Regions from separate parts of the Mus musculus genome. Here region 2 is linked to region 1. Evidence: chromatin loops called from intact Hi-C (ENCODE). Cell type or tissue: heart. All regions are shown on one strand. Each heading gives the region's core, and the rest is flanking DNA. Links, peaks and the distances in the headings are about the cores only.

What was found. Peaks named below come from ENCODE experiments on the same cell type or tissue, not always from the same donor. Only the 100,000 strongest peaks of a DNase experiment are listed, where the experiment ranks them.
Region 2: a loop joins it to region 1, with 2.4 times the contacts of the local background. A loop is called at or near these places in 7 of 42 quality-filtered maps.

The regions. Positions count from the first base shown.
Region 1 is chr1:182,140,660-182,157,531 of GRCm38, forward strand. It overlaps Vmn1r1 (vomeronasal 1 receptor 1), which reads right to left. Exons shown (of 1, transcript NM_001166728.1): 1 at 16,519-16,872. The coding sequence ends at 16,519. Among named protein-coding and RNA genes, the nearest start is that of Vmn1r1, 9.0 kb to the right of the region's middle. In heart, for the core only: a CTCF peak has its summit at 9,495 (motif pointing right); no DNase peak of the experiment used is centred there; H3K27ac peaks cover 700 bases.
Region 2 is chr1:182,330,687-182,338,686 of GRCm38, forward strand. The region is part of intron 1 of Fbxo28 (F-box protein 28); the gene reads right to left. Among named protein-coding and RNA genes, the nearest start is that of Fbxo28, 6.9 kb to the right of the region's middle. In heart, for the core only: no CTCF peak of the experiment used is centred there; no DNase peak of the experiment used is centred there.

The DNA.
Region 1 (16,872 bases), core at 5,443-13,442:
CCATGAGATACTGGACTTAAGTAAAACAACAACAACAGAAACAAATGAGGCTCTGGGAGGTGAATTTTCCAAAACTAGCTGCCAGGCGGCAGAGCCAGACTGGAAAACTGCTCCTAACACTGGACAATGTTGCTTTTCCTACTTCCTACTACGAAGGAGGGTAGATGTCTTTCTGAGCTACAATCACACACCACTACCTTCCATATGGAAGCCGTTGTTCATGCATTTGTTTATGGCTTACCAAGGTATGCAAGGCACTGTGGTGGTCCCCATGGATACAAGGAAGGTAAGAATTCTTCCCCAGGGAGCCACTGAAGAGGCAGACAATAAACCAGTAAGCGAGCACACACAACTTCAGTCCTGGAGAGAGAACATTGGGTGTTGGGGAATCTCACTTAGATCTGTGAAGGAGAGCCAAGCTGATCCCTAAAGGTCACAGGGTCACTGTGCTCAAATTTGGGGGAGAGGAACATTTGGTGAGGAAGCTCAGAAGTGTGGAGACCTCAGAGTGGGTGATGTGCCATTCCCCAGAACAATAGGGTGAGGAGCTGGAAGGGAGGAGTGTGCTCATGCAGACCCTAGAGGAAGCGAGGGCTGGGATTCCCAGTAACAGGACACTGGGGGGACGACACAGGGGACTCATCTGGCTTGCGTGTCTTCTAGGAACTCCACAGGGGCAGGAAGGATGGGGTACAGTGGGGCCAGGTTGGCCAGAGAGACTCCGGGATAGACATGACCGTGGGTCGGAGACTTTCAGAACGCAGTAAAGCAACGTATTTGCCAGGGATTCTCTGTGCCCTCTGAGTTTGTATCTGGGCCGGCGCCTGCTGGCTTCCACTGCTAAGGCAGAAAGCCAGAGCTGCAAGGATCGTAGTCCTGGATGATAAATGATGCTCACTGGCTGTGACTTCAATCCCTTTCATACTGGGTCCCTGAGCCACCACAGAAGAAGTCAATGACTGCCATGTTGTGAGGAAACACCAGGAACACGTAGCAGCCATTCTAGTCCACAGTCCCAACTGGAGCCCTCTCCGGATCTCCGCTTCTGGCCGTCTCATCAGTCACCCTAGCCCTCGAGGCTAGCGCACAGAGGCAGTGGGCTCAGTGGCCCGTGTGTCACCGTGCCTGTGCCCTCTCTAGCTGCCAAGTCCGCGCTCTGTGCTTCCTCCTTTCTCTCCCCAGGTTCCTTTCTCCCCACGGAGACAGTACCAAGGCCCGAATGGCCTCCTCTAGAACACCTCTCTGACGCACCCTCTCTTCCCAATACGTGCCATCAATACCTTAGAGGAATGGGTCGTGTGTCACAAACATTGTGGGATGTTTACCACCTGGACAGTGGGGCAGATCCTGGGAGCAGACCAGGATGTCAGAGCAAACACTTTCTCGGAGAGGCGAACGAGAGGAGCAGGAGAACAGCACAAGGTTGGGAATCACACCAAAACAAACAGCTGGGTGAATAAACCCCTTCTCTACCCTCCAAGAGCAACTCGCTTGAGGATTGATTTGATCATCAAGGCCAGAGGTGGCACGGTGGTATGCCAGCCTCTATCACTCAGAGCTTCAGCCTGTTAACTCAGCTAAACCCCCGACAGTGCCAAGAGATAGGAATTGTTATTGTTAGCACCATTGTCGTTGTCGTCGTCGTCGTCATCGTCGTCGTCATCATCACTCTGCGCCACTGCCACCACCATCATCACCACCATCATTTTTACAGCAAGAGGAATGTGAATCATGGAGGGATTACATAAATAAATAAAATTAATTAAATAAAGTCCTGAGTTCCCACAGGACAGAACCTTGACAATTTTTTTTTAAAGCTCTGGTATCAGCTATTGAACTTTTAAATATCCCATGTAATAACTGAAAGATTCTGTCACTGAAATGGAAAAGATTGTATGAGAGACCAACGTGGCTCTGTCAGCCAGGTTCGCTGATATAAAATACCTGAACTGGATCAACTTGTAAGGCAGGGCAGTCTGTTTATGCTCCTTGTTTCAGAGAGCACAGAACATCACGGTGGGAGCATGCAACTGCGGAAACAGCTCAGCTCACCGGGTCTGGGAGGGCAGGACTTGGGAGGTGGAGGCAAGAGGACCTTGAGTTTGAGGGTAGCCTGAGGACGAACTTACACCCCCGTCTCAAACAACCCAAACCACCAAGCAAAAAACCTAAAACCCCAACCATGACATCGCCTCCCCCTTCTTCACCTCTACCGCTATCCACAGCACCCGCACAGAGCTCCATCACAACACGACCACGCCTTTCGGAAAACACCACGCTCTTTCAGGTTGACTAAACCTGGGTGAGTGAGATTCCGGCTCTACCACTCTTAGTTTTCTGATCCAAGATAGGTTGACTTGTGGAGAGTTCTCTGCGCTTACGATGTACAGGTCGTCTAATCTTTGGGGGACTTGGGTTCCCTCCAATGCAGGGAAGGAAATGGATTCAAAGACACAGAGTTTTATTGCTTTGTGACTTAGTAGGACTCACTGCAGGCAGGCAGGTCCAGGATCTCTCTTCCCATTGGCGCATTCTATTTGGAGCCAGGATCTCTCTTCCCATTGGCACATTCTATTTGGAGCCAGGATCTCTCTTCCCATTGGTGCATTCTATTTGGATCCAGGATCTCTCTTCCCATTGGTGCATTCTATTTGGAGCCAGGATCTCTCTTCCCATTGGTGCATTCTATTTGGAGCCAGGATCTCTCTTCCCATTGGCGCATTCTATTTGGATCCAGGGAAGGAAAGAACACGGATCTTGACTTGGTGCCAGTTCCATTTTCAGCCAAACTTCAAGCGTAGGCGGGTCAGGTGCATAGTTGTTCCTTGCTTTGGCGCCGCCTGCTGGAGACAGAGACAAAGTCGCTTAAGGCCCAGGAGTTACATTATGTTGTGGACAGACATCCAAACCCCTCTACAGTCAGCTATTGCTGTCAGTGGGGGCTCTGGAAAGGTTGAAGCTCTAGCTTCATCATTTACCATCACTCTGAGGCCGGTGGAAAGGAAATCACCTCTCTTTGCCTCTGTGTAGCTGTAAGCTTTGGATTGGCTTGGTTCTCACTCCTTGAGTTGTTCAAAGGTCTGAGATATGTTAGCTGAGCACTTACGGTGCCTGGGAAACAGTGAATGCAGTGCATTATGGGAGCAAGTGGTGGAGCTAAGCTGTTCCCCTCATGCAAGCCAGGGTCCCAACATCCTCATTTTCCCACTGGCCAAGGTTCCTTCCACAATGCTGTACCTCCCGTAGGTTGTACCACTTCCGACAGTACCACGGGACAATGCTCTACCTTCTGAGGTCAAAGCTTTCAAACAAAGACGTGGCCATTGTGGGGGACATAGAAGATCCAAACTACAGCACACTCCAACTAAAAGGAGAGCACCGTTTCTCCCTCTGAGCTGTTTTAGCTCTCATGGTTACTGACCACATTCTGGCTAGGCTCCTGCTTCTCACTGCCTGACATTTCCCCTGAAGCATGCTTCCCCAATTTTAACAGGATGCAGCCCCCCCCCCACACTGCTGCTTCCAAGAAGACAGTTCCTGACACTTATCCTTTTTAGGGCACACTCAAAAACCCTTTGACTACAGCATTATTTCTTCTCTAATTTATTCCCAACTATATGTTACATATTAACTTGTTGATTCCTCCTTCTCCTCCTTCTTCTACTTTTTTGGTTTTTTGAGACAGGGTTTCTCTGTGTTGCCCTGGCTGTCCTGGAACTCACTTTGTAGACCAGGCTGGCCTCGAACTCAGAAATCTGCCTGTCTCTGCCTCCCAAGTACTGGGATTAAAGGCGCGCGCCACCACCGCCTGGCTAGAGATGCAGTTTTTTTGTTTTTGTTTTGTTTTTTATCTGATGGGAATCAGAGACAGAAGAGCAGGTCCTTGGTGCTCTCTGGGCCTTGATTCTTTTCAGCTCAGAGGTGGGGCCAGGTGCTCCAGCAGTGAGTCGGTGTCTTGTCGAAAGGGAGCTGGCCCCTTGGTTTCCAGAAAGGTCCACTCAGGCTTCAAAGGCAGGATGTGAGGAAATGCCTTGTTTTCAAGTTGAATATGAACCCAGCACATACGAATTCTGATCTCTTGGGAGGACCTCTTTGTGACTGAGAATCAGGCTCTCAGTGACTGTCCTCTGAGGGTCCGCATTTGAACTTAGGGTGTGAGGGTGTGGCTAAACCCACTTTCATGTTCTGGGTCTCCTAGGACAAAAGCAAGGATGGTTGGCAGATGGTGTACCTGCTGTTCCGCACTGCCTGGAGGAAGGAACAGGGGCATCTGACCAGAAAAGGGACCGGAATTGTGGGCTCTCATGTGGAACGTGACAGAAAGGATGAAGTGTAGCCCAGGCAGGCTAGGGCCTGCCACGTGTCTTCAGCAGCTTAGTATGCTGCTGTGTCCTGAACAGCTCCTGAGCCAGGCTGGGCAGTGCTGAGAGCTCTTGCTTATGTGTACCCTGGAGCTGCTGTTAGGATGGCTCATGGTTAAGTTTCATTCTAAATTGGTTATAGTAAAATTGTACGGAAGGGGAAGCTTTCTGGATTTTAGAAACAAATCCCCACGGACTTCCAATGACCCAGTTAGAGCTCCCTCTTGGCTTGTGAGCCTACTGAGGGGCTATCAGGTTAAAGGATTTTCTGTTTGGTAATTTTTCACGAAATTTCCTCTCCCCTTCTTTGAATGTGTATGAATATATGTGTGTGCATGTGTGCCTGTGTCTCTGTGTGTGTGTGTCTGTGCATGTGTGGCTGTGTGTATATATAGAGCTGTATATATGTGTGTGTGTCTATGTGTCTCTGTGTGTGTGTGTGTGTGTGTGAGTGTGTGTGCCTGTGTATATGTGTGTCTATGTGTGTGAGTGTGTGTGTGTGTGCCTGTGTATATGTGAGTGTGTGTGCCTGTGTATGTGTGAGTGTGTCTCTATGTGTGTGTGTGGTCAGGATGTCCTGCAGGAGTTCTGTTAGCATGCACAGGGCTGTGCACTCCCTCGAGTTAAACAGAGCCCACAGCCCACCAGGGGGAGGCCTGAGCAGGGTGTTTTCTGTGTAACAGTCCAGGCTGTCCTAGAACTCCATCTGTAGACCAGACTGGCTTCGACCACACAACCTGCCTCTGTCTCCCGAGTGCTGGGATCAAAGGGGTGTGCCGTCACAGCCCGCTTGCTAATGAAGACCAGATGCTGCTAATGGCCTGAAAGATCCTGACAGAATGTAAAAGGTCACAGAAGCCCTGAAACTGGCAAAATAGATTTAATTGTTAGCAGAACTAGCTTCACTGATTTAGAAAAATAGAGGTGCACAATGCTCTGGCTGCTCTTTGAACACATGTGTCTGCCAATGTTCTGACCGTTCCTTGAATCCATGTGTGTGCCCACTGCTGCACCTCACTGCCAGGTGTTTGTGATATTGGTTGCTGAGAAAGAGTCAGAAAATCTCCCCAGCAACCACAGCTGGGGCCAATCCGGGGTGCATCTGCACCAGACTCTTTCCTTGTACCCCTCCCATACCCATTTCTTGAGAAATCATTTTAGAATAGACATTGTTTAGATTGGGAAATCCCCTATTCCCCTCTTCTCCTTCCCCCCCCCCCTGAGGGCCTATAAAAACTGGGACCCCTTCCCCCTCGGGATCGACTCTTCTACCCCTGCATGGGATATGAGTCGTCCCCAGAGCTCTGGCTTTCCCCGAATAAAGCCTCCTGTGGTTTGCATCAAGTTTAGTCTCTCTTGAGTTCTTGGAGGGTCCACTATTATCCCGAGACTTGAGTGAGGGTCTCCCTTCGGTGGTCTTTCATTGGGGGCCAAGAATGCAAACTGTGAACACAGGCACAAACGCGGAGTCCATAGGTGCTACCCTAATGTTGCCACCATGGCCCTGTTCCTTTTTGCTGAGTTGTTGTAAACCTCACCTCTGAGCATGCTGTCAGCGGTGAGGGGACAGAGACAGGGCTACACATTGTCACCCTGAATAACCTTAAGAGTTCCTCTAATGTTTTAGGAGCCTCCACTCAGGCCAAACTGGGATTGGTGGCTTCAATGCAAAAAAGAATTAAGCCAGGCGTGGTGGTGCACGCCTTTAATCCCAGCACTCGGGAGGCAGAGGCAGAGGCAGAGGCAGGCGGATTTCTGAGTTCGAGGCCAGCCTGGTCTACAAAGTGAGTTCCAGGACAGCCAGGGCTATACAGGGAAGCTCTGTCTCGAAAAACCAAAAAAAAAAAAAAAAAAAAAAAAAAAAGAATTTCAGGCCCAGGCAGTTTGAAGCAGTGTTGAAGATCTTTTTAAAGATATCTGAGGCTAGGACATTGTGGGGTAAGGAAAAAAGAAAGACTCACCCAAGTGTGAGTGTGGGCTCCCCAAGGGAGTGTCACAGCAGTAAGCATGTGTACGTGTGGTTCCCAAGGGACATCTTAGAAGACTGCTTTCCCCTTTTCCTTTTGACACCTGGGACTGTGAGGCTTCAGGGGCAGCTCAGTTGGAATTATAACTTGGTCACATAAAACTAGATGCCATTAAAGTTGTTCAAGGGATTTTCGGGGCGGGGGGAGGTGCATGCCTTTCTTTGTAGAATCAGGTTTCTGGTGGATTCCTAGAAGATTCCAGAAGAGAGGAAGACGGTTCTTAATTGTGAAGGAATTCTTGTTGGTTTTTGTTGTTGTTGTTCTTTGGGTTTCTTGTTTTGTTTTGTTTTGTTTTGTTTTGTTTTCTTTCCTCGTGAGAGGCTTTAGCCAGACTTCTTGATGTCACGGTTAGCTTTAGTTGTCACCTTGACAGCGAGTTCCCAGCAAGCAGAGAAGAACCACAGCTGAAGAACTGCCGTGATCTGATTGGCTCTGTGAGGTGTGTTCTTAATTGCTATTTGATGTAGGAAGGCCCCACCTACTGTAGGCGGTGCTAGTGATAGAACCTAGTGGGGAAACCCCCACTCAATTCCCGATTCGGCGGGCACCCAAAGAATCATGAAAAGGCCTTGATGTAATTACACGAGGTCGTTTAATGACGGAGCTCCGGACCGACATGCATCCCACACAGGAGATAACGGATGTCGGCCACGAGGCTCGAAAGCTAGGGGGTTTTATGGGGTAAGGGGTTTAGGGGTGTGGAATTCAGCATAGCGACACACTACTGCCTTATTCAAACATCAACAGAAAAATTACATGTACGTGCAGGGTGTCAGAGTTCTGTGAGTTGTTGTCTCAGTTCAGATAGCCCTGTTATGTCCTCACATTCCTCTTTATCTTTAAGGTTAAGCTGTTCCCAGGAATGTTTTAACTACGGGGCATACCCGGGTTTGTTTTTCTTTTTTCTCAGTCCCAGGCAGCCTCTAGGCTCACAAACAACCAGCAATTTCTGAGTAACTTTATATGACTTACATGTCTTGAAATTTCATCTTTCTTTCACTAGCCCCCTGTAGGCGGTGCTGTCCCTACGCAGGCAGACCTGGGCTGTTTAAGAATGCAAACAGTGAACAAAGGCACAAACAAACCTCTGCCTCCATAGGTGTCCACTCTAAGGAGCCAACCCAGTGGGTGGCTGTCTTCCATGGTTTCCGCCTCAGTGTCCGTTTATGCTCCTGCCCCGGCTTCTCTTGGTGATGGACTGTAACCGATAGCCAAATAAACCTCTCCCTCCCTGCGTTGCCTTTGGTCACAGTATTTATGACAGCAAAAGAAAGAAAACTAGAACACCAGGGAAGGAACTGCTCTCCTTTCTCACGTCTCCATAATTTCCCTGTCTTCTAACTCAGTGTCCTGACTGAGGACAGGAGATGGAAGGATGTCTAACCACAATAACCACAAAGGGATATTACCACAATGCTCTCTGGAATGTGCAGATAGGCTCATTCTTGAAACTCTTTGAAGTCACAAATTCCCGCTTTGCCTATTAACACTGCCTATTAACTAGAGAGGTTTGTTGTTGTTGTTTTGTTTTGTTCTGTTTTTTGTTTTTGTTTTAAAGACAGACAAGTAGCTAGGTGGTGGTGGTGATTCACACCTTTAATTGGATCCAGCACTGGGGATCATGAGGCAGATGGATCCCTGCGTTAGAGACCAGCCTGGTCTACACAGTAAGTTCCAGGACAGCCAGGGCTCCGCAGAGAAACCCTCTCTCAAACAGCAACAACATCAACAACAGTAATAAAAATTTTAAAATGAAAATTAAAAATAAAAGAAAGATATGCAACTGAAAGTTAAATAGTGGTTAGTAAAGACTGGAAATTAAATATTGGAAAAGATTAGGGGTAAAAGGAGAAGGGGGGGTTTGTTGGATGTGATCCATTCTCCTCATGTGAGATGCTTCACTGAACACTGTTAACCCGGAATTAGTATATGCTGATAAATACAAGGCATAGACCTGGTGACTCTCTCTCTCCTGCAGGACAGTGTGTGTCTGGGCATTCCATCCACTCTTGGCGTAGGAAGGTTAAAATCTTGTGTTGGACTCCTGCCTAGGCAAAGTGTCATTATCAGCCACCTCAAGAGGCTGCACGAGATATAATTGTCACTAATCGTGTTTGCAGTCACAGGGAAAAGCATACTGGGTAACATAAGCAGATGACCTCTGAAGTTTTCTCAGGAAATTCCAAGACAGAATGACAGCTCTCTGGATGGAGCTTTGGGAAGTCTTCTAGCCTGGCTCCTCTCCTGAGGCTGTAGGCACACTCTTTGCCTGATTGCTGGCACCTAGTTTTCCAAGGTACCATGTGGGTCAGGGAAGGAGGTGCTAAGAATAGAATCATTTAAACACCGGAGGGCACCGTGTCATTAGCAAATCAGTAGCAGCCATTTCTGGGGTTAAAGGCATACTCTACGGTTATAAGTTTTTGGTTGAATTTTAGAGTTCTGAGTTAACAGGAGTAGTTGTTATGTGTTACTGAACAGTTAATATATTTATTTTAAAAGCCTGTATTTTCGGGTTAGGGAGCGAGGAAGAAAAAGGAAGATGTAAGGAAAATAAGGACACGCTCAGACTTAGCTCCACTGCAGAAAGCTTGCTGAGCCTGCACCAGGCCCTAGCTTCAGTATCCAGCAATGCAAAAGGGCAGAAAAGGGAAGGAAATAAATAAGTAGGAAGAACTGAATAAAAGATATCAAGTGGAGGTCTGATGTGATTGGTGCTAAGGCGAGGTCTTGCTTCTTGCTGTAGTTTCTCCTGACTCCTGGTTTTTGTATTTCTCAGTTTGGAGTTTTACTGTATAAAAGAGGTCCCAGCTGGGCGTGGTGGTGCACGCCTTTAATCCCAGCACTCGGGAGGCAGCACAGGCAGATTTCTGAGTTCGAGGCCAGCCTGGTCTACAGAGTGAGTTCCAGGACAGCCAGGGCTACACAGAGAAACCCTGTCTCGAAAAACTAAACCAAACCAACCAACCAACCAAACAAACAAACAAGAGGTCCCTTTTCCCACTTCATCTTTTAGAGAAAGATTTATTTATTTTTATTTTTGAGTATGAGTGTTTCGTCTGCATTTATGTCTTGCACCATGTGTATGCAATACTCATGGCAGCCAGAAGAGGGCACTAGATCCCTTGCAATAGGCTTTAACAGATGGTTGTGAGCTGTCATGTGCATGCTTGGAACCAAACCTGGCTCTTCTTGAAGAGCAGGAAGTGCTCTTAACTACTGTGCTGTCTCTCTATCCCCCACTGAATTATTTATTAAGCTATTGAATTATATTAAGTGTGGAGTTACAGGTATTTATTTTATGGCATCATTTTTCCTATCATTTGACCTGTCCACTGTGTATTGGTTCACAATTTGTGTGTGTGTGTGTGTGTGTGTTGGTAGGTCAGAGGTCAACTTCAAGTATCTTCTATTGCTTTCCACCTTAATTTTTTTTTTTTTTTTCCAGACAGGGTTTCTCTGTGTAGCCTTGGCTGTCCTGGAACTCACTTTGTAGACCAGGCCGTCCTGGGACTCAGAAATCCACCTGCCTCTGTCTCCCAAGTGCTGGGTTTAAAGGTGTGAGCCACTACCACCCGGCTTCACTTTAATTTTTGACATAGGGTTTCTCACAGAACATGAAGTTTGACATCCTGGCTAGACTTGTAAGTCCCCAGGGAGAATCTATTTGTTTTTACTGGCCACACCCTAAGAACTAGAGTTATGAGAGCATGCCACCACAACCTAATTTTATGTGGAAGCTGAAGATCTGAACTCAGCGAACCCTCTCCTCAGCCTTCCCTCTTGTGTTTTGAGATGGGATCGCTCACTAACCTGGAACTTACCCATCTGGCTGGTCTGGCTGGCCACTGAGCTCCCAGAGATCTGCCTGCCTCTGTCTCTCCAGCACTAGGGTCATCTTTGTGCGAATGCCTGTATGTGAGTATGTGTGTATGTGGTGTGTGTACATGCATGTGTGTGCTAGAGTGTGTGTGCATACTCATGCATGTGTGCTAGTGTGTGTGTGTAAGGTATCGGTCAGTAGTGGGTGTTTTTTCTTGACTGTTCTCCATCTGTATTTTTTGTTTTTGTTTTTTGAGACAGGGTCTGTATTTTTTTTTATTCCCACACAATATGCTTTGTTTTCTCCCCTCGCCTCCCCTCCCCTCCCTTCCCTTCCCCTCCCCTCCCCTCCCCTCCCCTCCCCTCTCCTCTCCTCTCCTCTCCTCTCCTCTCCTCTCCTCTCCTCTCCTCTCCTCTCCTCTCCTTTCCTTTCCTTTCCTTTCCTTTCCTTTCCTTTCCTTTCCTTTCCTTTCCTTTTCTCTTTGTTTTTGATTGGGTATTTTCTTTTCTTTTTTTTTTTTTATTAGGTATTTTCCTCGTTTACATTTTCAATGTTATCCCAAAAGTCCCCCATACCCACCCCCCCAATCCCCTACCCACCCACTCCCCCTTTTTGGCCCCGGCGTTCCCCTGTACTGGGGCATATAAAGTTTGCAAGTCCAATGGGCCTCTCTTTGCAGTGATGGCCGACTAGGCCTGATTGGGTATTTTCTTTATTTACATTTCAAATGTTTTCCCCTTTCCAGGTCTCCCCTTCAGGAACCTCCTATCCCATCCCTCCTCTCCTTGCCTCTATGTGGATGCTCTCCCTCCCACCCACTTCCATCTTCCCTCACTGGCATTCCCCTACACTGGGGCATCAAACACCTCAGGCCCAAGAGCCTCTCCTCCCACTGATGTCCAACAAGGCCATCCTCTGCCATATATTTGGCCAGGACCATGGGTGGCTCCATGTGTATTCTTTGGTTGGTGGTCCAGGCCCTGGGAGCTCCAGGGGGTCCAGCCTGTTGACACTGTTGCTCCCTCCATGGGGCTGTAAACCCCCTCAGCTTCTTCAGTCCCTTCCCCAACTCCCCCATCGGGGACTCCCGAGCTCAGTCCAATGGTTAGCTGCAAGCTTCTGCCTCTGTCTTTGTCAGGTTCTGGCAGAACCTCTCAGGAGACAGCCTTATCAGGCTCCCATCAGCAAGCACTTCCTGGCATCCACATAACATCCGGGTTTGGTGGCTGTATATGGGATGGATCCCCAGGTGGGGGTAGTCTCTGGATGGCCTTTCCTTTGTCTCTGCTCCTTGTGGTGGCACACACCAGTAGGGTCATGCAGGAGGCATGAGTTGGAGGCCAACTTGGGCTCCACCTGTATTTTTTAAGACAAGGTCTCCTACTGAAACAGAAGCCCATCAGTTCAGCTAGGCAAGCTGGCTAATGATCTTCAGGAACCCGCTTGTCTCCACACCACCTCCTCGTTTTTTGGGTGTGATTCTATTCTTGGTTGTCAACTTGACTATTTCTGGAATTAACTAAAACCCGAAATGGCTGGGCACACCTGGGTGGGATTTGTTTTTTCTCAGTTAAATCATTTGAAATGGGAAGACCCACTTCTAATCTAGATCTTTGAAGTGGGAAGATCCACATTTAACCTGGGCCACGCCTTCTGCTGGCAGCCCATATAAATGACACGGAAGAAGGAAGTTCTTCCTCTGCCTGCTTGCTCTCACTAGCGAGTTCCTTCCTTCCCTGGCATTAGAGCCTGCTTCTTTCTGATTCTGGTGTATACTGAAGACCACCTGAGACATCTAGTCTTGTAGACTAAACAACTGCTGGACTTTGGACCTTCTGTTTGTACACAGCCGTGGTTGGACTAGTTAGACCAGAGCCTGTAAGCCATTCTAATAAATCTTCTTTATACATACATACATACTACATTCTGTACATATAGCATGTGTACATATACAGAGAGATTGTATATATATATATTCATCCTATAAGTTCTGTTCTAGAACTCTGACACACTGGGGTTGCAGGTGTGTGTGAGGACACATCCAGCCTGTCACATGGATTCTGGGGACCTGAACTCAGGCCCTTATGCTTGCACGACAGGCTCTCTATGACTGAGCCATCTCCCCAGTCCCATGATTCCTTTCTTTGTAAGCAAGTTACATAAAGAAAAGGCAGCTCTGTCTGTCAGAGGAGATACTTCTGTAAGATTTCTTTCCCATCCCTTGTGTATCTCCCATGTCATTACATCGGTATGGAATGACATATTCACTTTATGCTTTCAGATATGGCCTATGACTGAAACCATTTATTTTACTAATCACATTCTTTCCATGTTCATGGTTTCAAGATCTTTTTGTTGTTGTTGTTGTTTTGTTTTGTTTGTTTTATGAGACAGGGTTTCTCTGTGTAGCTCTGGCTGTCCTGGAACTCACTCTGTAGACCAGACTGGCCTCAAACTCATAGATCCCCCTGCCTCTGTCTCCCAAGTGCTGGGATTAAAGGCATGTGCCACCACGCACAGCGGTTTCAAGTTCTTTTAGCTTAGTTCTTTTTCTTTTTAAAGATTTATTTATTTATTTATTTATTTATTTAATGTATATGAATACTGTAGCTGTCTTCAGACGCACCAGAAGAGGGTATCAGATCCCATTACAGATGGTTGTGAGCCACTATGTGGTTGCTGGGAATTGAACTCAGGACCCCTGGAAGAGCAGTCAGTGCTCCTAACCACTGAGTCATCTCTCCAGCCCCCTTAGCTTAGTTTTTGTATCTTTTGTCATGAATTTATATTTTGGGACACATATCTTATCTGGCATAACATGCTCAGGATCCTTTTATATTTCTCTTGTCAGATTCTAGATGAGCCATATCTCCAAGAAACCAAGTTTATCTTGTTGATGTGTAATAGATCCAACTAGGTAATCAGCTGAGCCTACTCTAAAGCCTAAGGAGCTTGCTGTGCAGGCTTGATGATTACCAGTTCAATCCCCAGAGCTCACAGAAAGGTGGAAGGGGAGACCTGACTCCAAAACATTGTCCTCTGACTTCTCCATGTATGTCATGGTAACTTCCCCTGTATATACACCATGCTCACAGGTGCACACATGCACACACACACACACACACACACACACACACACAAATACACTAATAAACATTTTAAATGTTATCCTCACAAATTTATTCTAGATTGACAGACAAGTTTACATACTTGTGTAATATAGTGTAAGTTGACACACGTGTACATTGAATAACAAGCAGATCAGAATGATGATCATGTCCTTAGAGGACAGGGAGAGATTGGTAATTGTGCTGCAAACTGGCCTCAGCCGGCCCCTCAACCCACAGGAGAATCAGGGTACCAGTACATCTTGCGCGCACCGGACTGGCCAGCAGTAACGACGCTGCAACAGGATCCTTCTGCATACGTTTATTGGGAGAGCTTGATTGCAGAGGCGAAGAGACCCTGAGCCCAGAACTGGTGCTGCTTCTATAGGCCTAGGAGAGGCGTGTTTCACACCCGGATTGGTTATGCACTAAGCCTCATTTGCATGTTCCTCATCTGATTGGCTACTCTCTCTCTGTGTACCTCACAGAGCCTCATTATCATACCTCATTTGCATGTCTCACATCTGATTGGTTATACTCCCAAAGCCTCATTATCATGCCCAGGCCAGGCAGTGTCTTTGCAAAAAACTTTACTGCATATGTACACATTGGTTGTTTGTCCAAACTTATACGTGGTGGCCAGCAGTAGTCAGTGCCACTCTGCAACGGCACATGTGGCTTCCCACAAGTACAGGTGAGCAAGGAGTTGGTGGATGACAAACAGACATGGACACCAGAGAGAGTGCTATATCTGAATGTAATTTCTCAAAGCAAGCACCAAACTTATAATACAGAAGAAAAATAAGAAAGCTAGATGATACATCAGCCAAGGTACATTGAGATGCATAATGGTTCTTTACACAAAACAGAGAAAATGCATACATAAAAGCTGGCAGGAGGGCTGGAGAGATAGCTCAGCTGTTAAGAGCACTGACTGCTCTTCCGAAGGTCCTGAGTTCAAATCCCAGCAACTACATGGTGGCTCACAACCATCTGTAATGAGATCTGATGCCCTCTTCTAGAGTGTCTGTCTGAAAACAGCTATAATGTACTTACATAAAATAAATAAATAAATAAATCTTTAAAAAAATAGCTGGCAGGAACCAGGCAGTGTTTACAACTGAGATAGGAACAACCCTATCTAAAATCAGCTATTCACAGGAACCAGGTGAAAGGTCTGATGCAATGCTAGTCTACTGTTAAACCCACCACCAGGGGTCCCTTAGTAAATACCTAATTATGCTTTTCCTCTGGGCCTAGTGAAAACATGCACCAGGGGAATTCTGTACTACAACCCTTTCATGAATAATACTTCAGTTCCTCCTAAAACCACAACCCACTTTCTTTCTACTATTATGTAATGTAGGCTGCCATTCATGTCTGTAATGAGAATTCTAAGTATACTATTTGAGCCAGCCCTGAGATTACTAGCTCCTATCCGGCAACTGTGAGATGCCTGATTGCTGTCAGCACTGGGGCATTTTGTCTGAATAAGTAACATTCTCACGAAATTCCAAGCCCAGGGTCAGCTCAAGGACTGCCTAGGACATGGGTGAAGGCCAGGGAGTAAAGTTCAACCTGATTTATGTATTTGTAAGATCATTTCTTGGAGGCACCTATAATAAAACAATACTGAAAGAAAGCACACAGATCCATTCACTGACTAACGCAGTGACAGGTTTGGAGCATTCATGCCAAGGTTCCAGGAGACTGAGTTCCCGTGAAACTCGGGTCTGCAACTGTGTCCCAAGATTTTGGGCCTGTCATGCAGTCTTCACTGGACTGGGTGTGACATAGTGTGCTGTGTTTTCTCCTAGATTATATATTCAGGCCTCACATAAAAACCATTAACCCATTTCTGCTAATTTTTAGGTATGAAATAAGGGTCCAGTTTGATTACTCTGCCACTGTCCTCTGGACCATTTGTTCAAAATAGTGTCCTTTCCCTGTTGTGTATCTTGTCAAAGGTCAGCTGAGCATGTATGTCTATATTTTTGGGGTTTTGATTAGTGTATGCATGTTTCTTATTATTTAAGAACCACAATGCTCCAGTTATTATAGCTTTATGATATATTTTGAAATCAGGAAACTTATCCTCATGCCTTTGTTCTGTCTCATGTCTTTTGTTTTGCTCATTGAAGGCCATTTTAGTTCATTTGGACTCTTATCTATGAAGATCACAGACTGAATAGTTCATAAAGTATAGATATGTATTTTCTCATTATTTTTAGATAGCAGGATTTCCAAGGCTGACATCTGACAAGCGTTCTGATATGTGAAATCTGAGTCTGATTCACACAGGAAGAACTCTCATTGGGGAATAACTTCTCTTCCTCCTTCTTTCCCCTCCCCCTTTCCTCTCTCCCCTTATCTCTCTCCTGCTTCCCCTCTTCCTCCTTCCCCTCTTCCTCCTTCCCCTCTTCCTTTCCCCCTCCTCCCCCTCTCTTCCTCTTTCCCTCTCTCCTTCTCCCTTTTCTTCTTTTTAAAAAAGATTTTTAAATTTATTTTATGTATATGAGTACACTGTAGCTGTACAGATGGTTGTGAGCCTTCATGTGGTTGTTTAGAATTGAATTTAGGACCTCTGCTCTCTCCAGTCAACCCCACTCACTCTTGTCGGCCCTACTCTGGCACAAAGATTTATTTATTATTATACTTAAGTACACTGTGACTGTCTTCAGATGCACCAAAAGAGGGCATCAGATCTAGTTATGGGTGGTTGTGAGCGTGAACTCATGACCTTCAGAAGAGCAGTCAGTGGTCTTACCTCTTAGCCTCATAGTGTATAGATCATAATATATAGAATTTTGATTCATGATCACAATCATGATAATAATCCATGATAATAATTTACATACCTAGTTATTGAACTAAAGGCCACCATGACTACTGACATATTAAAAGTGTTGAAAATTCTCATATATAATATGTGAGCTACTCTATGCTGTAATAATTCAGTCTTCCTTCGGACTACTAGAATTATTAGTAACTTTTATTATTTCAGAATGGCTTATGTTTCAATGGTAAACTATATATTTTTTGATGCTTATGCCAAAAGTAGGTTTAACGGAGAAAGCATTTCAATGTCTTTATTTTTATCTAGCCCAGAGATCATGTATGGTATGCCTTGATTGATTACCCTGAAGTCAATGTGCTAGTTCTTGTGAAGGAAGCTTGTTCATCACAGAATAATCAAATATTTACTGTTGGCCCTGTGTGTTTTTCAAACAGTTAATCATACGTTGTTCAGTACTGATGAACACCAAAGGACTGAACGTGGCATAACCACTGGACACAAACATCTGGACACAGCGATGGGTTGGGTCATTATTCCACATAACTCTCCAGGAGGAGGCAATGGAATCCAGACAGTACGTGACCAAAAAGAAGCTCACTAGCAACAGAATGTTCCGGACGGCCCTCTGCTCTGGGGATGCTTTGCGGGAAATGCTGGTGTTGTGAAGGTACTGACACTGCCTTTTATGTCTGCACAAGACAGTCACCATGTATATACTTGAAAGTACCATGAGCCCTACTAGAGAGGCATCCCGGAA
Region 2 (8,000 bases), core at 1-8,000, 180 kb after region 1:
ATCTGTGCTAGTCCATTATAGCATCCACGCACAAATACTTGCTCTGTATTTGTTAAAATGAAATCCCTGAGATATACACACATATACATGCAGACCAAACACCCATACACACAAAACCAAACCCAAAACCACAGGACTGTGTTACCTGCAGTCTTACAGAGCCCATTTTGGGAATCTCTGTGGCTCTCCAGAATACTTTAGACATTCAGCACCCGAATTTGCAATAAACATATTACTGCAACATGAACACTGCGTATTTTTGTGAAAGGTGAGGAAGAAAAAGTGTGAAATAGAAACAGGACTCAGTTCTCATCTTTGATGGCAGATAGTCAAGAGAAAGTGAAGTGGAGTAGTCAAAGATTTCAGAGGGCTGCGTCTGGAACAGGAAATGAGTTTAGCAGAAGAAAAGATAACTATTAAAAACCCTCTACTATAAAGTTTAGGATATTTCTTGTCTCTGTAGACTCTGCAACATTGCTAAGTTCTGAGATGGAATAATTTTTTTAAACAACCACATATTCACACTCCCAAGGTCAGTTGGTTATTACTGAAACAATCTGAAGGTACTGTTGAAATTATTTGTTCCAAGTCTTGTTCCACTGGATCTAGCTCATTCTAAAGGATCCACGGCCTCTCCTTCCTCATGCAGACATTCAGTAAAGAGTGCTTTACTGATCTGAGCAGGTCAGAGTCACTAACGAGAACCAAGTAAACCCAAAGTCACCCAAGAGACAAGGCACACGACTGAAGATCTGAATGAGGCTCTGAAGGAACAAAAGGCAAGACTGCACACAGAACTACAGGCTATGGTGCCTGCAAAGGGACAAACTATGGAATGAGTAAAGTACCAAGCAAATACTTCTGAAGACAAATCAAGTGTGTAGGGAAAGGTGAGAAGAAATTTCCCAAGTCTTAAGGTTGGAAATCAGAAAATGAGAAATCATTCTGAAAAGATGATCCCCAATATTTTAAAAGATGCGGAGACAGTTGTTGGCTGGTTATTTCTGTAGCTGCTGCAATATTAGGGCTAAAATGTTCTTCTGGGAACTCACTGGAGACAGCTAAAATCAATATGGATGAATCTCAGAGGAAACAGAAAGGTAGAAAAACCAATGCTTATAAATGACGCCTCCACTGACGTCTGCAGATGGAAGCTACAAGAAAAGCTCAGAGAAAGGACAAAAACAGAAGAGGAAAAAAGCAAAACAAAAAAAAAAAAAACCCAGCCCACGTCACAAAGACAAATTAGAACAGTGCCACAGAAGCCAACATGCAAACACACGAAGCATTAGTCAACGGCGTCTGACACGCAGTGTCTATTAGTCCTTCTCCTTTCATGAATGCCCAATAAACCCTGACAGCACAGACAAAAAGGACACATGTACCCTTTGTTTAGGATTCAAAAGGGGGCAAAGTCATCTTTAAAAAGACTGGATGATACTGCATTTCCCCATGGCAAACCATTCAATGATCACTGCTGCCAATGTATGTTAACTTGCAACTCTAAACTACCTCACTTAGGGTACAAGAGGCTCTGGGTTCAGTATAGCACAGCACAGAACACAGCACACAGCACATAGAACACAGCACAGCACACAGCACAGCACACAGAACACAGCACACAGAACACAGCACACAGAACACAGCATAGTACACAGAGCACAGAACAGTACAGAGAGCACAGCACAGAGCACAGAATAAATAGCACACAAAGCACAGCACACAGCACAGCACACAGAACACAGCATAGTACACAGAGCACAGAACACAGCACACAGCACATAGAACACAGCACAGCACACAGCACAGCACACAGCACACAGAACACAGCATAGTACACAGAGCACAGAACAGTACAGAGAGCACAGCACAGAGCACCGAATAAATAGCACACAAAGCACAGCACAGCACAGCACAGCACAGCACAAACAATTCCCAAACTGCCTCATCTGAAGTGTAGTTCTAAATTTAGGGGTATACTAATAATTTTCCAAGGCTCAGGGGGAAAATGTTGTTTCTCTGGTTATTAACATCATAATGTTAATCCTAGCAAATTGGTAGTTTCCCTAAGACACAAATTAAAAATACAGTGCATAATAAACAAAGATGATGCCTATGTTAGAAACTATCAGGACGCATAGACAGCGGCTAGAACGGTGGAGAGGAGAGGCTGAGAGGGCTGGAATGGAGGGTAAAGGCTCGCTCATCACTGGTCACTGGGCTCCATTTTGAGGCACACATGTCCTGGAGTGCAAGATAACCACAACACAAATCATGTACAGTGCAAGTATAAAATGCCATGAAAAGATTTAAAATTTTTCCATTATAAAAGAAACTACAAAGTCTTGACATCCATGTTTATCCTAATTTGGACATTACACAACATGTTTGCCCAAACCAGTTCCAAGCATGATGGTACATGCCTGTAATCTCAGCATTTGGAAGGAAGAGCCAGTGTAGAATTCATGGCCAGCCTGAGCTACATGTCAAGTCCAGGCCAGCTTGGATTGTCAAGTGAGACTTTACCTCAATAAACAAACTGATCGTTTTTCAAATATGTACAAGATTTATGCATCAACTTAAAGAATTAAGGCTGGAAACACAATCAGAATGATGTAGGAGACAGTTTTTGGCAGCGCTTCTGGTTTTTAAAAGTCACAGTCAATTCAAACATGTCTGGTGTAAAATTAAGTATACATAACAGATGTATACATCTGTTAATTAGCAGCTTCTCTAGCTTAAAAACTACTTTATATGTACAGGCTTTTGCATGCATATATGTCTATGTACTATGTTCAGGCTGCTGCCTATAGAGGCCAGATGATCCCTGGAATTGTAGTTAGGAATGACTTACTGGGAGCTGCCACCTGAGAGCTGGGAACAGAACCCAGGCCTCCTGGAAGAGCAGCAAGAGATCTTAACTGCTGTCTCTCCAGTCCCAGTTTTTCTAGCTTTATTGAGAAGGAAAAATAAATACTATATAAACATTTTTGGAAACACCCCCCCCCACCCCTGCCGCCAAACAAAACAAAACAAAACTCCAAGGGAATTAATGAGACTCACCATTTTACAGAAATGACACTGTGGGTTCTTTGATCCTTGCTGTTTTAGTATTAGAAATGAATACAGGTTTCTCTAATATATTAGTTCCTTCAGGACTTAATATGCCATATTTATCCTTTTCAAAAGTTATGTTTAACTTTAGTGGTAATAAACTTTTTTCACATATATTTGTTAAGAAATCTTTTTAGATTTGTCATCATGGTCTTTCTCAACCATGCAAGGCAGTTGCACAATAAATTTGTGAAACTTGAAATTTTCGTTTAATATCTCTGAAGGCTTTAGTTAATTCTAAGGTGCACATTTAACACTTGGCCACTTATAATCTATGATGCCTTTTAATTTACAGCATTTTCCCCTCTGATGCCTTAGCTGTCTTGAGAAATGCTACCCTAGAAGTCTTCAGTTTTGTTTAGGATCCTGTAAAGACTTTCGGATGTAACTCCGATGTTGCAATAACATGTACAGCACATCAAGGTAGCCTCTGATTTTTCATAAACGCTAAGTTGTCAAGCACTGGCTTGGAATTGAGGAGACTGTGTGCGTCAGCTCGGTTTATGACGTTCTTGGTGCTATTAGTCCTCTTGTGGGTTGTGCCATCTCTGGGCTGGTAGTCTTGGTTCTATAAGAGAGCAAGCTGAGCAAGCCAGAGGAAGCAAGCCAGTAAAGAACATCCCTCCATGGCCTCTGCACCAGCTCCTGCTTCCTGACCTGCCTGAGTTCCAGTCCTGACTTCCTTTGGTGATGAACAGCAGTATGGAAGTGTAAGCTGAATAAATCCTTTCGTCCCCAACTTGCTTCTTGGTCATGATGTTTTGTCCAGGAATAGAAACCCTGACTAAGACACCAGCCTTATGCGTGCTGGGAATCAAACCCAGGGACTCTGGAAGAACAGTCAGTGCTCTTAACCACTAAACTGTCTCTCCAGTCCCTGGTATAATAGATATACCACGATCCTCAATCATCAGCAGGTAGAATTATAAGAAATATTCTATTTTGGGTGATTTGTCCCCTAGATATTCACTTGAAAGAAAATATAAACTCATTTTACATTAGCCTGAGAAAAACAATTAGAAAGAGTCTGCCCCAAGCTCCTATTAGCACCCAAAATTCAAAAAGGAAGACTTTTTGATGGTTTTCTGTTATCTGCACTGTTCTCAGTAAAGGAAGTGGGCATCAATTAAGATGAGGGTGCTCTGATGAAACACTAAAAATGGCTATCTTGTTTATACTATGCTAACTTATTCTCAGAATTTGTCCTGAGCTAAGATGCTGACTAAGAAGTTCAAGTGCTTGCTGTTCTTCTGGAGGACCTGACTTTGGTCCCCACGCCACACAAGGGGGCTCAGAACTGCCTGTAACTCTAGCTGCAAGGAATTCATTACCTTCTGGCCGCCACAGCTCCTACATAGATGTGGCTGATATAAACACACACATATAAATAAAAGTAAAATAAATCTTAAAGTATTTTTTCCTTGAGTTAAGAGTGGTGGTACATAGCAGGAGGACCCTGAGTTCAAGGTCAGCCTTTGCTAGTTTGTAATCAACATGAACGCCACCAGACCTGTCAACCACTGACTTCCACACTCACAAGTCACATTCCATAGTCCTGTGAATGCATCCACACAGACACATCGATGCACAGGACCTTCAGACATACACATAAGAAGAATGTTAAAGTCTTGTAAAACATTAACTCCATGCTGGGGCGAATCTGTTTCAGGCAAATTATAAGCATCACTTTTTCTTTTTTCTTTTTTTTTTTTTTTAAAGATTTATTTATTTATTATATGTAAGTACACTGTAGCTGTCTTCAGACACTCCAGAAGAGGGCATCAGATCTCATTACGGGTGGTTGTGAGCCACCATGTGGTTGCTGGGATTTGAACTTTGGACCTTTGGAAGAGCAGTCGGGTGCTCTTACCCACTGAGCCATCTCACCAGCCCCAAGCATCACTTTTTCAATAGCTAGTATAAATTACGCAGAAAACCCCATTACTTCACAATGGTGTGACTCTCTACTGTTGACTCACAGCAGTGAAATGTTTTAAGAACTATTTTGTTCAATACACTGAAAGTTTCCACTATCACAGACTCTGGAAGGCCCAAATGATATGAGGTGAATAAGGTGGATTAAACATAGACTATTTCTCTGCAGGTGCGTGCACCTACACAGGTAAACACTCATGCACACAAAACATGCAAAATATTGTTTCATAGAAGAAATCAGATGTACTTGCACACCCTGGACTGTCATTTGGATCTGGAAGGCATTAAAGACCTGGTCTCCAGCTTGGCACTATTAAGAGAGTTGCCCAAAACTTTAAGGAGGGCCTGTTAGTGAACTGTGGGTCACTGGGGCTGATGCTATAAGGGGGCTGACCCACCACAGAGTAAACACCACTGCTGCCTCAAGGTAGTAGGTTTCTGCCCAGTATAGAACAAGAACTCCAAGACTCTCTGCACAAGCCATTCTCCCCATTAGTCAATTTCATCCTGGCTTCTTCCATTGACAGAAACTTGAATAACACCCCAATAAACTGAATGATATGGATTTTCACACAGTGAACACAGTACTATATTAGGATTACATACAGCCTGTGCATACAGACTCAATCATTTTAGAAGCAAAAGACAACATTTAATAGAGGTTTCTTCCAAGCTCCTGGTTCTAGCATTTTGCACTTAAGACTGGGTAAACCATCTGACCAGACCATCTCAAGCCTGACAGAGCACATAGGCTCCTGTTTTCCCCTTGTAGAAAACGTGTCTTGGAAATGCGAGGTGATGGCACCTCACTAAAGCCTTCTGTGACTCTAACTCCCTTTGCATCATTACTGTACTCACTGTACTAGAATCCTTTCAGAAGAGCCTGCAGGAGGGGTCAGAGGACCCAAGGTTCAAGGTCACCCTTGGCTACACAGCAAGTCTGAAGCTAGCCTGAGCTATGTGAGACCCTACTTAGAACAACAATGACAAAACAAAACAAAAAACAAAACAAAACAAAACAAAAAAAAGCAAAACAACTTTGCTTGAATCCCTCATTTTTAAAAATGATCTTGGAGAGCTGGGGCGATAGCCTAGTGCACAGGGTTACCAGCATCCACTTTAAACGTCCATGCTTACACAAACAACCCCAATCAAACTCAGTGGGTAGGAAAAAAGAAGCCCAGACTTGGCAGAGGATTTGCTGGGATGAGGGTTCAGGCTACAGCTCCACTGATAGTAGACACTACTTGTTAGAGGTCTGGGCAGCTCCTGTCAGTGCCAGCCAGAGCGCATGGATCTTTGGGACACATCAGAGATCCAACTGACAGTACAGGGGAAACAAACACAGCTGGCTTCTATGAAGTGATTAAAAATGTTTGATTCTTCTTTTCATGTTTTATGTGTACACATTAACCTCTGTAGGCACATGTGCATGCTAAGAAATAAGGTGATTTTCTATAATCTCTTTCTTTCTTTCTTTCTTTTTGGTTATTGATCTTTTGAGACAGGGTTTCTCTGTGTACTCTTGGCTGTCTTGGAACTCACTCTGTAGACCAGGCAGGTTTGCAACTCATCGAACTGCCTGCCTCTGCTTCTGCCTCTGCCTCTGCCTCCCAAGTGCTGGGATTAAAGGCGTGTGCTAGGTCACTTTACTCTTAAAGTACTGTCTCTTAAACCCAGAGCTTGCCAGTACCAGCTAGGATGGACAGCTAGCTTGTTTCTGGGCCCTCTACTTTTAGCGGCTAGAATTCCAAGTAGTCTGCCACTTCCACCTGCTTATATGTGTCGGTTTTGGAAGCTGAACTCTCATTCTTCTGACTGCTAAGCAAAAGTTCTAACTGCTGAGCCCCTTCTCCACCCCCGTCCTGCCAATATTCATAGACATTTCTCCTCGCCGAAGGCCGTCAGTTCTGGAGAGCATGCTTCTCACTCTGTGGAATAGGGCACAGGTGGAAGCCACCTAGCAGCAATAGCAGTCAAGACTATTCTTCCAGGTTTGAGCGCGTCTCAATCCCTCTCCTCAAGCCTCTTCGTGTCTTCAGACTCTGCAGGTTCCTCTGCGGGTAGTGCTCTATTTGTGCATGGTCAACTCCTCTCATAACGAGGAAGCGGAGACCCACTCTCTCCCTCCCAGGTATCCAGTTGAGGTTTCTGGAGCAATACAGCAATACTATGATGCATTGTTACACTGACAGCTAATGGATGTGTGCTTTGTGTTCTTGTGCTTTGTAAAAGTTTCTAAGGTAACCTCTTAGGATCATGACTTTTAAAGAATATAAAGGTATACTGAAACAGAAAAGATCGGGAACTTCTAGGATACAGTAAGGAACAAGTCAGAGACATGCCCAATTCTAAGCAAAAGGAAAGGCCTCTTCATCGTCCTTCATATTTCCTACCACCAACCCAGTCTACAACTTTCAGCTTTCTAAAGCTTGAAGAAACCCCATGAAAGGCGCTATAAATAGCAGATTCAATTCTCTAGAGTGATCCAGACAAATATCTTGGGATGGAGCATCATGGTTTTTATATACTTGGTTGCTAACTGGAAATTTCTATTCCAGATAACAAGCAAGAATTCTTGATACAGTCACATTTATGTTCTGAAATACTAATTTCACTCTATTTGCATGAACACCACTTGAGTTACAGGGGAACCAATGACAGCATCTTTACTATCTTGAAAATTCTCCCAACAGAACACTCGGTTCATGAGCCAAAAGAACATGTTCAAAGGTAAGTTTGTTCTGTTCTCTAAGGGTGGAATCTCCATTCTTACCTTTGACTACTTGTTTCTAAGCATCTCAGGTACTTATTAGGGATCTGTCTGCTTAACACGCCAAAGCACCAGGAAAGCAACCAACTCAAAGTACACACCTCCTCATCTGAAAAGTTGTATTCAGCCAAATACATTTTAATACATTGTAGGAATTAATTATTTAAAGCTATTTCTG